3 separate regions of the Mus musculus genome follow, and all the other regions are linked to region 1. A link is a loop called in an ENCODE intact Hi-C map of the cell type or tissue named here. Cell type or tissue: heart. All regions are shown on one strand. Each heading gives the region's core, and the rest is flanking DNA. Links, peaks and the distances in the headings are about the cores only.

Evidence for each region. Hi-C counts contacts between places; a loop is a spot of excess contacts. Peaks named below come from ENCODE experiments on the same cell type or tissue, not always from the same donor. Only the 100,000 strongest peaks of a DNase experiment are listed, where the experiment ranks them.
Region 2: a loop joins it to region 1, with 14 times the contacts of the local background. A loop is called at or near these places in 2 of 42 quality-filtered maps.
Region 3: a loop joins it to region 1, with 2.5 times the contacts of the local background. A loop is called at or near these places in 7 of 42 quality-filtered maps.

What each region holds. Positions count from the first base shown.
Region 1 is chr14:50,867,415-50,873,635 of GRCm38, reverse strand. Tep1 (telomerase associated protein 1) reads left to right here and starts at 3,082. Exons shown (of 55, transcript NM_009351.2): 1 at 3,082-3,223; 2 at 5,051-5,641. The coding sequence starts at 5,075. Gm26782 (a long non-coding RNA gene) reads right to left here and starts at 3,340. Exons shown (of 3, transcript XR_874615.2): 1 at 3,080-3,340. In heart, for the core only: no CTCF peak of the experiment used is centred there; a DNase peak (open chromatin) is centred at 3,205; H3K4me3 peaks cover 1,555 bases; H3K27ac peaks cover 1,221 bases.
Region 2 is chr14:51,079,704-51,085,924 of GRCm38, reverse strand. It overlaps n-TLtag2 (a tRNA gene), which reads left to right and starts at 3,014; the gene lies at 3,014-3,095. In heart, for the core only: no CTCF peak of the experiment used is centred there; DNase peaks (open chromatin) are centred at 1,973 and 2,634; H3K4me3 peaks cover 2,022 bases; H3K27ac peaks cover 463 bases; H3K27me3 peaks cover 785 bases.
Region 3 is chr14:50,922,021-50,928,241 of GRCm38, reverse strand. Osgep (O-sialoglycoprotein endopeptidase) reads left to right here and starts at 3,349. Exons shown (of 11, transcript NM_133676.2): 1 at 3,349-3,578. The coding sequence starts at 3,464. It overlaps Apex1 (apurinic/apyrimidinic endonuclease 1), which reads right to left and starts at 3,293. Exons shown (of 5, transcript NM_009687.2): 1 at 3,213-3,293; 2 at 2,918-3,029; 3 at 2,538-2,725; 4 at 1,889-2,081; 5 at 1,054-1,786. The coding sequence starts at 2,972. The coding sequence ends at 1,269. Pip4p1 (phosphatidylinositol-4,5-bisphosphate 4-phosphatase 1) reads left to right here. Exons shown (of 7, transcript NM_001033271.5): 7 at 205-1,027. The coding sequence ends at 348. RefSeq lists a promoter at 3,101-3,573. In heart, for the core only: no CTCF peak of the experiment used is centred there; DNase peaks (open chromatin) are centred at 2,681 and 3,341; H3K4me3 peaks cover 3,037 bases; H3K27ac peaks cover 2,128 bases.

The DNA of each region.
Region 1 (6,221 bases), core at 549-5,548:
TTGTTTCGAGACAGGGTTTCTCTGTGTAGCCCTGGCTGTCCTGGAAGTCACTTTGTAGACCAGGCTGGCCTCGAACTCAGAAACCCGCCTGCCTCTGCCTCCCAAGTGCTGGGACTAAAGGCGTGCGCCACCACACCCAGCAGCTTTTTATTTTTTGAAATAAGATCTCATTATGTAACCCCAGCTGTTTTGGAGCTTGGTCTCAAAAACACAGCGATTCTCTTGCTTCTGCCTAACTGCTTGGACTTTGGGCATAGAAGTATGTCTGTCAAATTTGTAATGTATATGCTTATAATTCGGTCTGGAAAGTGTGTGCCTTATTAAACCTGTTATATAAGAATTACAGGAAGCTGTAGTTTTGGATTAGGTTTCTACACTATGACTCAATGGGGGAAAACTAAAAATGGAAGCTGGTGTGGTAAAGCATGCCTTAACCCCACAGCAAGCACCAGGAATATAGAGGCAGGAGGATCACTTCAAATTCAAGGCCAGCCTAGTCTACATATTGAGTTCTAGGTCATCTGGGACTTTGTAGTAAGTAAGACCTTAACTCAAAGAGCCAAACCAACTGGCCAACCAACCAAATAAAACAAACAAACAAACAAAACAACAACAAAAACCAACCCATGAGGGTGAAAGCTTCCTAATACCTAGCTGCTCGCCTGAACTGAGAAATCGGATCTTAGGGATGGAGGGCACAGTTGACACAACCCAGTTTCAATGGCTGTGACACGGAAGATGCCTTTGCTTCAAGCTTGTACAAAAAAGTTACTAAAATTACTTGGCATTAACTAATTATTTAGTTAACTCTGCCTCCCGAGTGCTGGGATTAAAGGCATGCGCCACCACGCCTGGCGTGATGAGTATTCTTGCTTGTCAACCTGACACATGTGGAAGAAAGGAAACCTCAAATAAGAAATTGCCTCCATCAAATTGGCTTATGGGCATGTTTATGGGGCGTTCATTATAATACTACTAATAACTGTTACTATTAATTGGTGAGGAGGGCCAAGGACACTATGGCAGTACCACCATGGCATTCAGGCCTAGGCTGTACAGGCAAGATGAGCAGAAGCAGAAAGCCAGCCAGTAAGCAGCATTCCTCTAATGTGTCCTCTAATTTGGCTTCCCACGGTGATGGTAGACCTGTAGAAGAAATAAACCTTTTCTTCCCCAAGTTGTTTTGTCAGTTTGTTCATTTTTTTTTAAAACCACAGCAATAGAAAGCAAAAAAGAACATCTCATGCTAGCAACTTTGAATAGCCCTGGGTTTTAGATTTTCAGTCTTGTGGTAAGAATCGTAGACTCATCATCCCTTTCCCTATAGAGAGATGTCAATTAAGACTGATGGCTATTAATATGGATGGTATTGCGTTCTAGGGATGGTTTTAGAACTCTCTCTCTCTCTCCCCCCCACACACACATTTATTTCTCACAATTAGGATAATTTTTAGCATTTAATATTTAGTAGGTGGGACTTAAGAGTGCTAGACCCTTAGTAACTGTGCAGAGCACTTCTACAGTGAGGGGCATTCTTGTGCTTACAACTTTGAATGATTCTGCCAGTCATTCATGCACATTAAAAATCCATGGGGCTATGAGATGGTGGCATGCATTTTAATCCTAGCACCCAGGAAGCAGAGGCAGGCAGATCTCTGAGTTAAAGGCCAGCCTCGTCTACAGACTGAGTTCCAGGATAGCCAGGGCTACACAGAGAAATCCTGTCTCGGAACTACAACAAAATCTATTAAAATTACTATTTATCTTTAGGGGTTTTTCATTTTTATATTTATTTATTTACTCACTTACTTATTTTATGGAGGCAAATGCTCCCTAAGGAATCTGGCTTGAACTTGAGATCCTTCTGCTTCAGCCTTTAAAATCTCTGGAATTATAAGGGTATATTACCTGGCTAGTAGTAATTTACATACAAAACAGACCTCCACCCACACACTCCACTTTGTATTTATGAGTTTTGCCTCTATGTATGTCTGTGCACCACCTTCATGCCAAGTGCTCTTGGAGTTTAGAAGAGGTCACCATGGGTAATTAGAGTTACCAATGGTTGTGAGGCATGATGTGGGTGCTGGGTACTGAACCTAGGCCTTCTGCAAAAACAGATTCTCTTCATTTCTGAGCCATTAGAGGGCAGCCTGGTCTACATAGTGAGCTGCAGGCCAGCTGGGGTTATATAGATAGACCTTGTCTAAAAATAAAAGCCCAAATCCCCAAAATCAAAATTTAAAAAAATTTGTTGCTGGGCGTGGTGGTTGGTGGTGGGGTATGCCTTTAAATCCCAGGAGATGGGAGGCAGGGGCAGGCGGATCTCTGTGAGTCAGAAGCCAGCCTGGTCTAAACAGTGAGTTCCAGGACATCCAGGGTTACATAGAGAGACCCTGTCTGAAAAAGAAAGAAACAATCAAAAGGGTTTGGTTTATTATCTCAGGTAGTTTGTCGCAGTAACAAAAAGATAACATAATGAACTCAAATAGCATGAGTAGAGTTAACTCTTTGATCTTCCTGCCAGAGCCTTCTAAGTACTAGGATTACATGTGTGTGCCACCATTCTGAATCATATTTTCAGAGGTTTTCAGTCAAGGATCTCTTGACCCTCTTGCTTTGGCCTGTGGCAAAGCAGTTCACGGATGGGGTGGAGTGGGATTGAGTGGGGTGGCGACAGACGAAACTGTTTACTTTCATGGTGGATGAAAGGAAGCAAAAGGGAGAGAAGGGGCCTGACTTTCAAAGGTCAGCCAAGGGCACACTCTCAGCGATCTTTCTTTCTAAACGTTTCACCACCTCCCAACAGCTGCCCAAGGCTGGCATGATTTTAGCACATAAGCCTCTGGGGTATTTTCAGGATACATAATAGCATCAGAGCATGATTGTATTGGGTGGAAATACAACTCGGTTGGTAAAGTTGGCCTAGCCGGAAGTATAAATCCCTAAACTGTGCAAATCAAACCGGGTGTGGTTAGCACAACCCTATAATCCCGGCATTTGCGATATCCTACACGCGGCAGCCCCGCCCTCAGCCCCGCCCTGCCCCCAGCCCCGCCCCTCCCTCGCCCAGCCTCACCCCTTGGCCTCACTAGGGTGTTGGTTTTCTTTCAGTTCTCTGCTTCCAACCAGTCCACTGGCTGACCCAGGCCGGTTTCTGCTCCCCGTTGCGGAGAACCAACGCGCCTCTCATTGCGCACAGCTTTTCCAATCCTGAGCGCAGGTAGAGCCCTGGCCGAGACCTGTGTCAGCTGGACTCCCGGAAGGACCTCTGGGCGAGCGTGGTGCAGCCGCTTAGTCCTTCCGGGCGGCTGGCAGGGAGGTGGGGTGGCCTTAGTGGGGCGGAGGGATAGATGCTCAGAGAGAATGGGTTCCTTTTGCCTTAAAGAATCCTAGGAGGGAGTGACTGTAACAAATGAAGAGTGTTGTGATCACTTTTGGCAACAGAAACTCACTAGACTGACACGTTTAACAGTAATGGACACTAAGGTGCCAACGCGGTAGGCCTCCACGACTTCCTAAGAAAAGAATAGCGTCTGAAGTATGGCTTCAGGTGCAAGGCCAAAGAAAAGGGACCGGGGTAGGAGTGGAGGCAGGTATACATACAAACTAGTGTATACACAGAATGTCAGTATAAAACTATCAATACCAGTTATCTCTGGAACTTGGGGAAGAACTTTTAAGCTTTCAGAAGTTAATCAGAATCTCTATAAACTCCAGAGAGGAAAAAAATTACATGTCTTTATTTCTCTGTTAACTTAAAATTTTAATTGAGAACTTGTTTTTCACTCTTGGATTATGCCAGATGTGGCTGTGTATGTCTTAATCCTAGCACTGGGGAGGCAGAGGCAGGTGGCTCTCTGTGAGTTGGAATCTGTATAGTAGTTCCAGGTCAGTCAGACCTTTTTAGTGAGACCTTGTTTCAATACATACATACATACATACATACATACATACATACATACATATTGGATTAATTCTGAAATTCCTTATTACTCGTTGGGTGTGTATATGTGTGTATGTGTTTGTTTGTGTGTGCAAGAGTATGTGCATATGCGGATATATATACGGGTATGTGGAGACTAGAACTCCACACCAGGTGTCTTATTCTATTGCTTCTCGAGTTACTTTTGGTAGGCTGGCTGGCCAGCTTGATGTAAGAATCTGCCTGCCTTTCAGTGTTGGGATTACAGTCATAGACTACTGAGCCTTACTGTCATCTAGATGTTTTATCAACTGACCTATCTTTCTAGCTTCCCACCTTTTTTTTTTTTTTTTTTTTGGACAAAGTCTCCTATATTCCAGGGTGATTTTGATCTTTTAACTTGCTATGTAGCCAAGGATGACCTTTGAACTCCTAACCCTTCTGCCTCGGCCTCAAGTGCTGGGAGTGCAGGTGTATGCCAGCCCAGCCCTCACTACTTTTTTTTTTTCCTTGTAGTACAGGGACATGAGAGGAATAGCAAGACACATTTTCTTTTGAGAAAGAGAGTGTCAGTGCTCACGTGGACCTGGAATTTGCTATGTAGCCCAGGCTGGCCTCCATGTTCTTATGGTCTCCTTTTCAGCTGTGATTCTAGACAGGTCACCGCTATGCCATGCCAGGCTTCTCTCTAAGCTTTTGCTTTCCCTTTTCCCCCCTGTCCCCTTAGAATTACGCCTGGATAAATCTAAAAGGGGGGGGGGCAGCAAGATGGTTAAAAGTGATGGCTGTACAACACTGCAATACCGACCACTGGAGTTCAATCCCCACATCCCACTGTAGGGGGAGAGAACCAACTCCCAAGGATTGTCCTCCAGCCTCACACATGCTGTGACACGCATGGCCAAACTTATAGACACACCTGTCTTCCCCTCTCCCTCTCTCAATACACACACACACACACACACACACACACACACACACACACACACACACGATAATAATAATAACAATAACATAATTTTAAGAAGTAGAAATATTTGTTTGTTGCCTATCACTGGCACAAACAGATGAGTATGGAGTTGATATGTTTCTAGTGCATCTCATTACCTGTTTTTTTTCTTCTAGGCATATGTTGATTGTTCTTCAGCTATGGAGAAGCTCTGTGGGCATGTGCCTGGCCATTCAGACATCCTCTCCTTGAAGAACCGGTGCCTGACCATGCTCCCTGACCTCCAGCCCCTGGAGAAAATACATGGACATAGATCTGTCCACTCAGACATCCTTTCCTTGGAGAACCAGTGTCTGACCATGCTCTCTGACCTCCAGCCCACGGAGAGAATAGATGGGCATATATCTGTCCACCCAGACATCCTCTCCTTGGAGAATCGGTGCCTGACCATGCTCCCTGACCTCCAGCCTCTGGAGAAGCTATGTGGACATATGTCTAGTCATCCAGACGTCCTTTCTTTGGAAAACCAATGTCTAGCTACTCTCCCCACTGTAAAGAGCACTGCATTGACCAGCCCCTTGCTCCAGGGTCTTCACATATCTCATACGGCACAAGCTGATCTGCATAGCCTGAAAACTAGCAACTGCCTGCTCCCTGAGCTTCCTACCAAGAAGACTCCATGTTTCTCTGAGGAACTAGACCTTCCACCTGGACCCAGGGCCCTGAAATCCATGTCTGCTACAGCTCAAGTCCAGGAAGTAGCCTTGGTATTTGCTTTTGGGTGCTCATCTTGACTCTAGCCTTTTTTTTTGCTATATGTTCTGTTAGTAGATTGATTTCAGTGCCTTAGTTTCCACCTCTGATGATCTGTGTCTGGGGACCTTCTTTTCTCGGCATTTTTGGTATCAGCCTTTTGGGTTTTTTTGGATAGTTCTAGGAATTGAACCCAGAGGCATGCACATGGTAGGTAGGCACTCTATTACTGAGTCTCTCATGACCTTTCTGAAGTACTCTTTACCTCAGGGCTGTTTTCATTGGCATCTTTATTCTTATCAAATATCTAGTGATTCTGGGTAATAGATCTTGCCTCTAGAAAGCCTCTGATCAAGAAGAAATCCAACATGATTATCATAACAAAGTTGTGCCTCAAAGGATGGCTTTGAGGTTAGACATGCTGATCTGTCTGTATCTGAGATCACTTCCTTGAATGCTCCTGTGTTTACACATGTAAGCACATTTAGTTCATAGATCAGAATTAGCAGACAGGACTGCATTTCCTCTGTGGATACGTGGGGAAAAGTTAACCTGAACTTATTGTATCTTAGCTAACTATAAAGTATATAGTAT
Region 2 (6,221 bases), core at 588-5,587, 210 kb before region 1:
ATTTCTGAGTTCGAGGACAACATGGTCTACAAAGTGAATTCCAGGACAGCCAGGGCTCTACAGAGAAACCCTGTCTCGGAAAAACAAAACAAAACAAAAACAAACAAACAAAAAACAAAAAAAAAGTTCTATTTCCGGCCTTGGTCATGGTGTCTGTCCACAGCAGTAAAACCCTAACTAAGAAATGCATGGAGCACATTCAGGCATTGTTGAGTACACACTATATCTGTGTTTACAGTCCATGAACTAAGGTCATGGTAAGATCATATTAAGTAAGTCTGCGAGTATAGCAGCGCTCTTTCTGGAACGGCAAAGTCTTGGGTTCAATTTCCAGCATTACAAAGACAAATAAAACAAGATAATAAAAGTTAAACTGGGAGTAGTAGCTTCTACTGGTAAATCTGGCCGTAGGATCTTAGCTCTAAGGAACCTGAGATCAAGGCCAGCCAGGGGCACACAGCAAGGCACGTTCTCCATCAGTCAGTAGTAAAAACTAACTTTTTAATAGGTTACTTTCACTTTTTAAAATTGCTTGTTTTATGTGTGGATGTTTTGTCTACATGTAGGTTTGTGCACCACCTGCATGCCTAGTGCAGGTGGAAGACAGAAGGGGAAACCTGATTGCCCTGGAAATGAAGGCGATAGAGTGCTGAACTAGTTGAGTCACTCAGGCAATGGAGTGCTGAGCTAAGTGCTTTTTAGGTGGGTCTTTATGTAGTTCTGGCTGTCTTGGAACTCAACAGAAATCTTCCTGCCTTTGCCTCTCCCTTCCCCACCCCCATTACACCTGGCTTTACAATTTTTTATTTCTAAAACATTTATCTACTAAGGGGTGTGGGGGGACACATCGAATGCTACAGCCACAGCTGGAACACGGAGTCAGAGGCCCTTTCACCATGTGAGTTCTGGAGATAAAAAGATGGCTTGCTGCACTAAGCCATTTTGCCACCGCCAACTAGATTTGTCTTTTATTATTTATTGTTGTTGTTGATGTGTCTGTCTCATATATTTGTGGAATTCAAAGAACAACTTTGAGGAGTCAGTTTTCCTTCCACCTTTATTTACATGAATTCGGGGACCAAAACTCAAGACTGTCTGGTAAGCAAGCGAAGTAAAGGCTCCCCAAGCCATCTCAAATGCCCCAAAACTAAAAATTTAAAAGAAGTTAAAATTTCATATGTCATCCACTAAGTTATCACTCCTGAGAGGTCTGTGCTCTTGGCTAGAGAGATGGCACATCAGTTAAGAGCACTTACTGCTCTTGCTGAGGACCCAGGTCCCAGCATTCATCTGGTGGCTCACAACTGCTCCTAACTCCAGCTTCTGGTAACCCAGTGACCTCTTTTGGCTTCTGAGGGCTCCTGCTCACAGGTAATGCACGTATTCCTGCATGCTCACATATGTATCCATAAATAAAAATATAATTTTTTAAAGTTAGACACTCTGGGGAATCTCTGAACTGGATATTTCTCCGTTCTTGGTTTCAAAGAGCAAGACATTCCCTATACACAAGGAGAGTAAAATCTCTTCTGAGAAGAGCGACAGATTCAGAAAGAGAAACGGTTTTCTAGCCTTAAGGAAGTGAGGGGCCAGGAGCTAGACAGATCCCTGATAGGGAGACAGATGTGGCAAGGGAGCACAGATAAAGAAGGTAAACTCAGTTTCCTCCTCATCCTCAGATAGGTTCATTTAGGGCCAGTTTAGATTCCCTGACGTTCCTGGTCTGACTGTCAGCAGCACCCTCCCTCCTTTGTTTAGCCTGATCAATCCAAAACGAGTGGAGAGGTCCCATTCTATGCCACCAAAAACAAACTTAAACCGTCCAGGGGAAAACACATTTCATTTTCTGGTTCCCATTTCCACTTTGTGTGGAGGGGGGTGGGGGGGGTGTCTTTCTGTATGCGTGCGCTCCCTCACCCCGCCCCTGTGTGAATGCACATGTGCTCACTAACTTCTTCAAAATACCTGTTGCTGCCTGCTGCGTCAGAGATTTCCCCTACCTTTTAGTTATTTAATAGGTGGAGAAAAAGAGCCGGATCATGACCCCCCCAAGAAAATAACAGAGCTGGGCTAGGTCTGGGTGGCTTCAACTTTGCACTGTTTGCAAAAGAGGTAAGCAAGGATCAGGAACATATACAGCCTCCCCGCTTACTGCCTGGTTGTGGAGATTTCCCCCAAGTGTACGGAATTTGGTCAAATGGAAGATGTGATTTGAATATTACCAGGAAAACACAATTTCCGTTTAAAGATGCAAATCTCGTTCAAATATTTCCCAATCCCAATCTTTTTGCTGAAATAGTCACCAGTTTTTCTAGGTAGCAGTAATGGGTTCAGTTTTCAGCTACTGCTACACACACAAACAAAAGGGTCAGATCACCAAAGCGATGTCCTGTGATTTACACCAGCTGTGATCAGGAGCCAGGGGACTTCCTTTCCTGCGCAAGGATCACGTAGGCCCGTGTTTGGTGGGTCCCATGCCAAAAGCTCTAATGAACTACAACTGCGGTGTGGTCACTCTTCCCGAAATCATGCGTCACAGCTCCTGATTCTACAGGTCGCAGACCTGTAAGCCTCTAGCGCGGGGAAGGGGGTATGGTACTAGGGCGAGTGGAGACCAGATCATGCTGACACCTTAGAATCCTGGATGCCTCCAGCAGCGCCCACCCCGGTTCACTCAGTCTGCATGAGCCCCTAGGGAAGAGCGTCTCTGTCATCTCCCGCGGGCGCCGGCCATCTCGGCTTCTACGCAGTGCACAACGCGTCTGCAGCGGCTGGTGACACACTGGACAAACTTCAGCAGAGGAATTGATCAGTCTGCAGACAGCCCTCTCTGGGGTGCGACCAGAAGGGTTGGTTGCAGGACCCACCTCGGGAGGGTAGTTCGTGTAATCCGCTCACTCTAGCGCTGGGGGGGGGGGGGGGGATGTCCTTTAAATCTGGGTTTCAGATTGCAGTTTAAAGAGAAATGGAATCAAGTAAATAGTTAGTGTATACAGAAATGCGCAGACAGCTTGGTAGTGTGGCCGAGCGGTCTAAGGCGCTGGATTTAGGCTCCAGTCTCTTCGGAGGCGTGGGTTCGAATCCCACCACTGCCAGTGTTTTCTTTCCCAAGACTGATTTACTTCGTCTTCATTCTTTCTTTGGTATAATATGTATTTTCTGAGCACCTGCCTCTAGACTATGTCTGTGACCAGAAAAGGACTCAAGCTGACCGCGGATGCTCCGGATGTAATCTGTACACTCTCTGTGGTGGTCAGACCCTAAGATAGGAGGCATTACAGAACTGAAACTCTGTTGGCTCTTGCCTGCCTCTGAACGAAATTTTATGACAGTGTCACCTGCATTTCGCATCTCTGTCTTCATCGTCCTCTATTTCTGCACAAACCACTAGGAAGTGATATAAAAGAACTGAGCCAAACTAAGACCAGAACCAAATGTCCTAGGACAGATTTGAAGTCAGAGACGGCACCATTTCTCTGTTTGCTTGTTTGGGGCCATTTGTTTGTTTTGCTTTGTTTTCAGGCAGAGTCTCAGGCTGGTCTGGAACTTAATGTGTAACTGAAGATGACTCCTGAGCCTCCTGCCTGCATCTTCCACTGCTGAGACAACAGCCTTGGCCCATCATTCATTGCCAGAATTTGAGGTCTTTTAAAGAAACCTTCTCTCATGGTGCCTTTGCTAACCAAAGGTTAAAAACAAACAAAAAATAAAATAAAATAAATAAACGGTCTCCAAATATTGTCAAATGGGACCTTGAAGAGCCATTTTGGTCTTTATCTTTTTATTTTATTGTTTTTTTTTTTACTGGATATTTTATTTATTTACATTTCAAATGTTATTCCCTTTCCAGATTTCCCCTCTGCAAACCCCCTATCCCATCTCTCCTTACCCTGCTTCTATGAGGGTGCTCCCCCACCCACCCATCCACCCATCCACTCCCACCTCACTGCCCTAGCATTCCTCTACAATGGGCATTGAGTCTTCACAGGACCAGGGGCTTCTCTTCCCACTGATGCCCGACAAGACCATCTTCTGCTACATATGCAGCTGGAGCCATGGGTCCCTCCATGTGTGCTCTTTGGTTGGTGGTTTAGTTCCTGGGAGCTCTGGGGGTCTGGTTGGTTGATATTGTTGTCCTAATCCCTTCAGATTCTTCAGTCCTTTCTCCAACTGAGGAGCCCGTGCTCAGTCCAAATGAAAGGTTGGCTGAGAGCATCCACTTCTGTATTTGTCAGACACTGGTAGAGCCCCTAAGGAGACAGCTATATCAGGCTCCTGTCAGCCAGCACTTGTTGACATCCACAATAGTGTCTGGGTTTGATGACTGTATATGGGATGGATCCCCAGGTGGGGCAGTGTCTGGATGGTCATTCCTTCAGTCTCTGCTCCACACTTACTGTTGGTTTTATGAGTTTTAGAATATGATTCTATAGCCAAACCCAACACAGTAGTCACTGAACAGTTCAAATTGGCCTCAAATTTACAGTAACCAGACTGACAGACTGCCATGTGGTGTCTTGAATGAGAAATGACCACCACAGGCTCCAGTATTTGAACCCTTGGTGACCAGTTGGTGACACTGTTTGGAGAGGTGGGGCAAGCTTGCTGGAGAAAGTGTGTCACCTGGAGGCTTTGTGCACTCCCAGTTCACCCTCTTCCTGTTATGCTCTCTGCATTCTGGGACAGCTGAGGGTGTGGTCATGATTTGTTCCCATGGTTCCCCGCCCTAATGGACTTTCATCCCTCTGCAACCATAAGCCCATATGCAATCTCCACTCTACAAGTTGCCTCGGTAATGCAGTTACATACATTGCAATATCAACCAAAAGGTGATCAACACAGGATTAAGACCCATGTTTCTTTCTCCCTGTCTTCTAAGCATATCCTTGTCTGTCTCTCTCTCTTTCTCTCCTACCCCAGGTACTTTGTGTTTCTCTTAGCTATTCTCAAGTTCATCTTCCTGAGCCCGTTTTAACTTCAACCTCTCATTAACTCAGGTAACCCTCCTCCAACACCCCCTCCAGGTACCCTCTCCTCCATCACCCCCTCCAATCTCCCTCCCCCATCCCCCTCCAGTCACCCTCCTCTTTTCCTTCCATCCAACTCTCTATTATTTTCATTTTCTTACATTCAACTTCTTTCCCTGCCTCTGTCTTTCCCTCTCCCTGTCTCTCTTCCTCCACATACACCTGTCCCTCTCTTTCCCTCTCTTTCTACCCTGTTCTCCCCACTCCTTCCTTCCCACCTTTATCCTTTGGTTGTGGGTCTGTCTCTCTGATTCCTTCACTTTTCCTTCCCTTCCCCCACTTCTCCACGTTGTTTCCCTTTCAGTCTTGGGAAGGGCTTGCGAGTGGTTGTCAAAGGTTTCTCTGAGCTTATCCTGGGGAATGAACAACAACAACATGGAATGTCTAGAGAAAACAGAAAGAAAGCAAAACTAGCAACTTTATGGCAAACAACCCGACCTGGGTTGGGTGGTGCTCTAAGCTGGGAATCCACTAAATAGTCTCTGAGTCGCGGTGGGGGTTATATGGCCCCTGGATCCTCCCCACCCCACCCCCACCCGCCTGGGAGGATGGGGGCTATCGAGCGAGTAAGCCAAGCTAGATTGGACAGTAACTGCGTTCCTGGAGAGCCATCTAAACCCTCATCCTTCTCACAAGCCCCTGTAGGTGGGAGCTCTTGCTGGCTTTTGCTCCCAGGTAGTAGTGGACCCCAGCTGGAAGATGACGAGGCCTCCTTCTTGCAGGAGGAGAAGAGCAGTGCCAAGATCAGGAGAGGGGTGGCCTCTGAGAAGATGGAGTGCTATATGGTGTCCAGATGGAACTGGCCATGACAAAGGACTCAGAAGGGAACCTCTTTCATAGGAGCACAGCTTTTGGATATTTGTGAAATGGGAGGGGCCATTTCCCTTTGGAGTAGGATGCCACGTGAGCCTTCCTTTTTTCCCAAGCTGCTCCTCTCAATGCTAATATGTGGCACCTACATCAAGCCAAGAATCCCACTGTTGAAGGAAAGCAGTGTCACTGTCAGGCCAAGCAAATCCCCCTGCCTCAGCATCGTCCTGGTATTCTGTAGCCTTCAAAAGGCTACAAGCCTCCAGGCCAGGTGTGGTGGTACCCACCATTAATCCCAGCACTTGGGAGGGAGAGGCAGGTAGATTTCTGTAAGTTTTTAGCCTGTTTGTTCTACCCATTGATGTTTAGGGCTGCAGAGAGAGA
Region 3 (6,221 bases), core at 337-5,336, 55 kb before region 1:
TGCTGGCAGATGCCTGGGATGGCAGAGTACTTTACTGCTTAAGGGAAGGAAGCACTAAACCACCTGATCTTGGAAAGACCCCTGAAGGTGTTACAAGTGATTGGGGTACAGAGACAGAAGTTTGCATTGCATTACTGTTTCTAGGACTTTGAAATAGTAGATACCAAAAGTAACCTCATCTTTTTCTTCTTCCTCATCTGTCAGTTTGGTACATGGAAGCATGCACAGCAATATGGAGGGATCTACGCAGCCTGGGCATTTGTCATTTTGTTGGCTGTTCTATGTTTGGGTCGGGCCCTTTATTGGGCTTGTATGAAGGTCAGCCATCCTGTCCAGAACTTCTCCTGAGCCCCTTGATGCAGTCTGTGCCTGACCGCTGCCTGGTACCAACAGTAACACTACAAAAGGCTCTCTGGACTTCTACAAGGAAGCCAAACAGCTGCCTCCCTTTTCCCTGGGGAGAGGTAGGAAGGAAGCAGTCCCTTCCTTCCTTATGTTTGGAAGGGTAGGTAAGACCATTGCTGGCTGGCTGCTCTCTTCCAGGGGTTGCTGTTTAGGGTAAATAGGCAACATTGCCCCTAAGCCTGGATCCTAAAGATGGTTCTAGCCATGCCCTTCCTGTACGTGCTCCCGAGAACCATTCCTGTCCCTTAATACATTCCAGGGCAGGGTTGGGGTGGGAGATGGGAGGGGGTGTTCCCCTCCCTCTGTGCACCATTAGGACCTTGCTGCTGCTATTGCACTTCACCAGGGGCTGGCTCTGGCCTCAATACCCAGTCTCTTCTCCCCACATTTCTCGTCCTGTGGGGTGGGGTAAGCCACTGCTCTGTACAGAACTATAGGAACTGATGTGTATATATATAACTATTTAATATGGGATATGTTCCCCTAATCCTGTACTTCCCTGAATTCCTCCTTCCGATTTTACTTCCAGTTGCAGTATTGAACTGGGCTGAGGTAGGGTCACTGTCTTGGGAGAGGTTAGGGACTCATCTGTGCTTGTAAATAAATAATGTCATGACTCTAACCTTTCCCACTTAACAACTTTTGTGTATGAAAAAGGGAATATGTAGTTTTCACAAAGGGACAAAGAAAGCCAAGCTGAAAGTAGGGCCTTTTATTTCTCTTGGATTGTCTAAAGGAAACCAGAAGTTTGGTTTAATGTTTAAAATGAGGGAGCACATACAAAACCAAACACCTGAAGGCTAAAACACCAGACTTCTGCAGAGAGAGCCATCTCCCAGGCAGGAAGCTACTGCAGGAGGGTATCACAGTGCTAGGTAAAGGGTGATGGGACAGTGGTCACTGCCAAGAGCCTTGGACCGGATCTTGCTGTCACACAATGCAGGTAAAAGAGAGTGGGAAAGCAAAAAGTAATCAAGGCGCCAACCAACATTCTTAGAGCGGGCATTCATCATGTAAGTCCAGAAAGTGTAAGCGTAAGCAGTGTTGGGGTAGAGATGCCGGAAGCTGTCAGCCAATGGTACAGCTTGTAGCAGTTCCCCAAAACCTTGGCGCTCCTGGGGAGTAAAGCCAGCATTCTTTTTGTTTCCTTTGGGGTTACGGAGGTCAATTTCTTCATGAGCCACATTGAGATCCCCACATAGCACAAGAGGCTTTCTGGAAGCCAAGTCCTTTAGAAACTTTCGGAAGGCTTCATCCCAACGCTGTCGGTATTCCAGTCTTACCAGACCCCTGCCTGCATTGGGAACATAGGCTGTTACCAGGACAAAGGACTCAAATTCAGCCACAATCACCCGGCCTTCTTGATCATGTTCTTCCTCGCCTATAAAAATAAAAACCAGTGTAAAAATTTTAAGAAAGGTCTAAGAAAAAGTAGTAGAGTTAACTGAAGAACATTCAGACATGAATGTCATTAAGGTCTCACCAATGCCATAAGAGACTTTTAGCGGGCACTGGCGGGAAAGTAGGCCCACACCACTGTATCCTTCTTTGTCTGACGGAGCTGACCAGTACTGATGGGTGAGTCCAGGCAGCTCTTGCAGTTCAGCCGGGAGTTTGTTCTCCGAGCACTTGGTCTCTTGGAGGCACAAGATATCTGGTGCTTCTTCCTTTACCCACTGAATGGAAATGTGGAAAATTAAAATTTTATGTGCTACATGCTATACACAGAAGGCATTCGAGCAGCAGAATATAAACAAATCTTGTATGTGAGTGAGTGTCCGTTAGTCACCTGACTGGGGTGCTGGAAACCTAACTGGAACCTTCGGAAGCACAATGTGCTGTCAACTGCAGAACGCTCGCTCCCATTTGGATCTTAAGTAGTTACTGGGATTGAGGATATGCTAAGTAACCCAAAAGCGGGGGGGGGGGGGGCAAACAGTCTAGACTAGTTTTTTTAAAAAATGAAATGAGGGAGTTGTTGGGGTTTATATAGGCTTTTAGGAGCCCTCCACCAACCCCCCGGGGGGGCATCTACAGACGCGAAAAATAACGTTTCAAAGGAAACAAGATGATTGGTCCTTAAGACGAGTCAACCAAGAAAGGTCTACTTCCCGATTCTGAACTGTACTCACATCCAAACCTTTCTTTTTAATCCAGGCTCGAAGCCCATCCACATTCCAGGAGCATATCTTGAGTGTGGCAGATTTGCCACTGGGTGAGGTTTTCTGATCTGGAGGGTCCTCGTACAGGACAGGGCCCTCTCCCGCGGCCTCCTTCTCGGTTTTCTTTGCTGCCCCCTTACTCTTCTTGGTCTCTGGCTCTATAAAATGGGTAAAGTAGTAAGAGCTGGCAGTTCCAACCTCAGGCCAGAGTTAACTCTAACCTCATTAGGCGTTCTAATTACACAAACTTCTCGGAACCCAGCAACGTAACTTGGTCCATATTTACCGTAATTCATGGCGGTCTAGTAAAGCCCTGAACTTGCCTGGGGGGTGGGGTTGGGCACGCTTACCCGACTTGGGTTCTTCCCCGTCGTCGGCCGCCGCTTTCTTTCCCCGCTTTGGCATCGCTGTGACGAAAGCCCTTAGGCTCCTGGAGCACCGAAGCAGTGTTTACTGCGCTGCCTGCAGATAAGAAACGATGAAATCAAAACACAAGGAGAGGCAGCGAGGCGCCTCCCGTAGGCGTTTGCACACCCGGGGCTGCGGTTCTTCCGGCCTGGCCCGCCACGAGCAATGCAGCCCCTCGCCCGCGTTAGGCCCTTCAGCGAGCAGGGTCGCGAAACGCGCTAGAACAAGGTACCTGACCTCCCAACGAAGCCAGAGACCCTCACGGCACAAAGAATGGAGTCTGCCTGTTCCCACGTGGGCGATTGGTGTGGTCACGTGATTCGAGGGCTCCGCCCCCACGTGGTTCTGGAGCGCGATGATTGGTCCTCCTGGCACCTCGTGACATAACTTCTGGCGCCCGAAAGTCCCTTCGCTTGGTTCTGGGTTGTTCGTGGTAGTGCCGGTTACAGCTCGTCACTCGGCCTCACGACCGGGAGCCGTGAGGCACCATGCCCGCGGTGCTGGGGTTCGAAGGCAGCGCCAACAAGATCGGCGTGGGCGTGGTCCGCGACGGCACGGTGCTGGCGAACCCGCGGCGCACTTACGTCACGGCCCCGGGCACCGGTGAGTGGCTGCGGCCGCGCTTCCCGGCTCCTTGTCCAGTTTTGTTCTGTCCGATATTCCACACTGTTGCCTATGTCAGATTTTACAGGCTTCCCCACTCCAGACTCCCCTGATTGTGCGTTTGGTTGGTAACTTTTGACTAGAAGAGTCAGACACCTGGGGCTAGGTCACGTGGGTTCGTTCAGGTTTTGTTTTTGGGTTTTTTCATGCATTTTTTTGAGACAGGGTCTCTCCTTGTAACCTTTACTGACCTGGAACTTGCTGTGTAGACTCTTGACTGCTGGAATTAAAGGCATGAGCCACTACCCCCGGTTGTATTCTGATTTTATCGAGCAACTTTAATGAGCTAAGCATCCGAAAATATGTGTTCCGAGGCAGCGCTGTAGATGCACATAGAGATTGGTTTACACTGCACCGTGATAAATATAAAAGTAATCTACAACGAGGAGGGAAAGCTGGAGGAGTTCCTGTATTTTCGATCTGTTTTAGGTGTCTGTTTTTCGGTACTTTTAGAATGGAAATGGGTATCAGTGGGTTTGGACAGTTATGTGAAAAGCACCAGGCACTGCACGACTCTCAATATAGTTACAAGTTGTATTTTGCCTACCCTCTCCCAAAACTTGCACACACATATAACCTGCATGTACCTCTGAAGGCTCCCTAAGCAGGTGAAATGTTTCAGGTTACATAGTAGAAATATATGTGTGTTTAGGACTCACTCTTGTAGGCTCTAAAGCACAGAGGCTGAGATACGTGTGGTTAAAGGGAAGCTACTGACAGTTGTAGTGCTGTAGTTATCATATGTTAAGTCCAACGATATGACCTTTCATAGGGTTCTATGGAATTACAGGAAAAGTTAACAAAGAGTAGGAAGTTTGTAAAACTCAGATTGCTCCTGAACATTGTGTGTGGACCAGCACCATCTCTGAAACCCCAGTAGCCTATGTAGAGGTTGGAAAGCTAACAGAGTGTGTGGTGCAGTCTGTAATGGTGACACCTGGGAGACTGCGACAGGATCTGAGTTTAAGGCTGTCCTATGTTGTGACCTTGTCTCAAAAGTAGAGATTTGAAAAGAGAATATCTTGGGCTGGAGAAATGGCTCAGTGGTTAAGAGCACTGATTGCTCTTCCAGAGGTCCTGAGTTCAATTCCCAGCATTCACATGGTGGCTCACAACCATCTATAATAGGATCCAATGCCCTCTTCTGGTGTGTCTGAAGACAGCTACAGTGTACATACATAAAATAAATAAATCTTTAGAAAAAAAAGAAAAGAGGATGTCTTAAAACCTAGGCAAGTAGAGTATGTTTTTCTACATCGTTAAAACGTGTCTTTGTTGGTTTTTTACTTCTTTTTTTTTAATATTATTTTTATTACGTATTTTCCTCAATTACATTTCCAATGCTATCCCAAAAGTCCCCCATACCCCCGCCCCCCACTCTCCTACCCACCATTCCCACTTTTTGGCCCTGGCGTTCCCCTGTACTGGGGCATATAAAGATTGCATGTCCAATGGGCCTCTCTTTCTAGTGATGGCCGACTAGGCCATCATTTGATACATATGCAGCTAGAGTCAAGAGCTCCGGGATACTGGTTAGTTCATAATGTTGTTGCACCTACAGGGTTGCAGATCTCTTTGGCTCCTTGGATACTTTTTCTAGCTCCTCCATTAGGGGCCCTGTGATCCATCCCAGAGCTGACTGTGAGCATCCACTTATGTGTTTGCTAGGCCCCGGCCTAGTCTCACAAGAGACAGCTATATCAGGGTCCTTTCAGCAAACGCTTGCTAGTGTATGAAATGGTGTCATCGTTTGGGATGACTGTCTATGGGATAGATCCCTGGATATGGCAGTCTCTAGATGGTCCATCCTTTTGTCTCAGCTCCAAACTTTGTCTCTGTAACTCCTTCCATGGGTGATTGCTTCCAATTCTAAAAAGGGGCAAAGTGTCCACACTTTGGTCTTCATTCTTCTTCAGTTTCATGTGTTTTGCAAATTGTATCTTATATATCGGGTATACTAAGTTTCTAAGCTAATATCCACTTATCAGTGAGTACATATCATTTGAGTTCTTTTGTGATTGTGTTACCTCACTCAGGATGATGCCCTCCAGGTCCAACCATTTGCCTAGGAATTTCATAAATTCATTCTTTTTAATAGCTGAGTAGTACTCCCTGTGTAAATGTACCACATTTTTTGTATCCATTCCTCTGTTGAGGGGCATCTGGGTTCTTTCCATCTTCTGGCCATTACAAATAAGGCTGCTATGAACATAGTGGAGCATGTGTCCTTCTTACCGGTTGGGACATCTTCTGGATATATGCCCAGGAGAGGTATTGCGGGATCCTCCAGTAGTACTATACTATACTATGTCCAATTTTCTGAGGAACCGCCAGACTGATTTCCAGAGTGGTTGTACAAGCTTGCAATCCCACCAACAATGGAGGAGTGTTCCTCTTTCTCCACATCCTCGCCAGCATCTGCTGTCACCTGAATTTTTGATCTTAGCCATTCTGACTGGTGTGAGATGGAATCTCAGGGTTGTTTTGATTTGTATTTCCCTGATGACTAAGAACTTTGATCTTTTCTTTTAAGTGCTTCTCAGCCATTCGAGATTCTTCTGTTGTGAATTCTCTGTTTAGCTC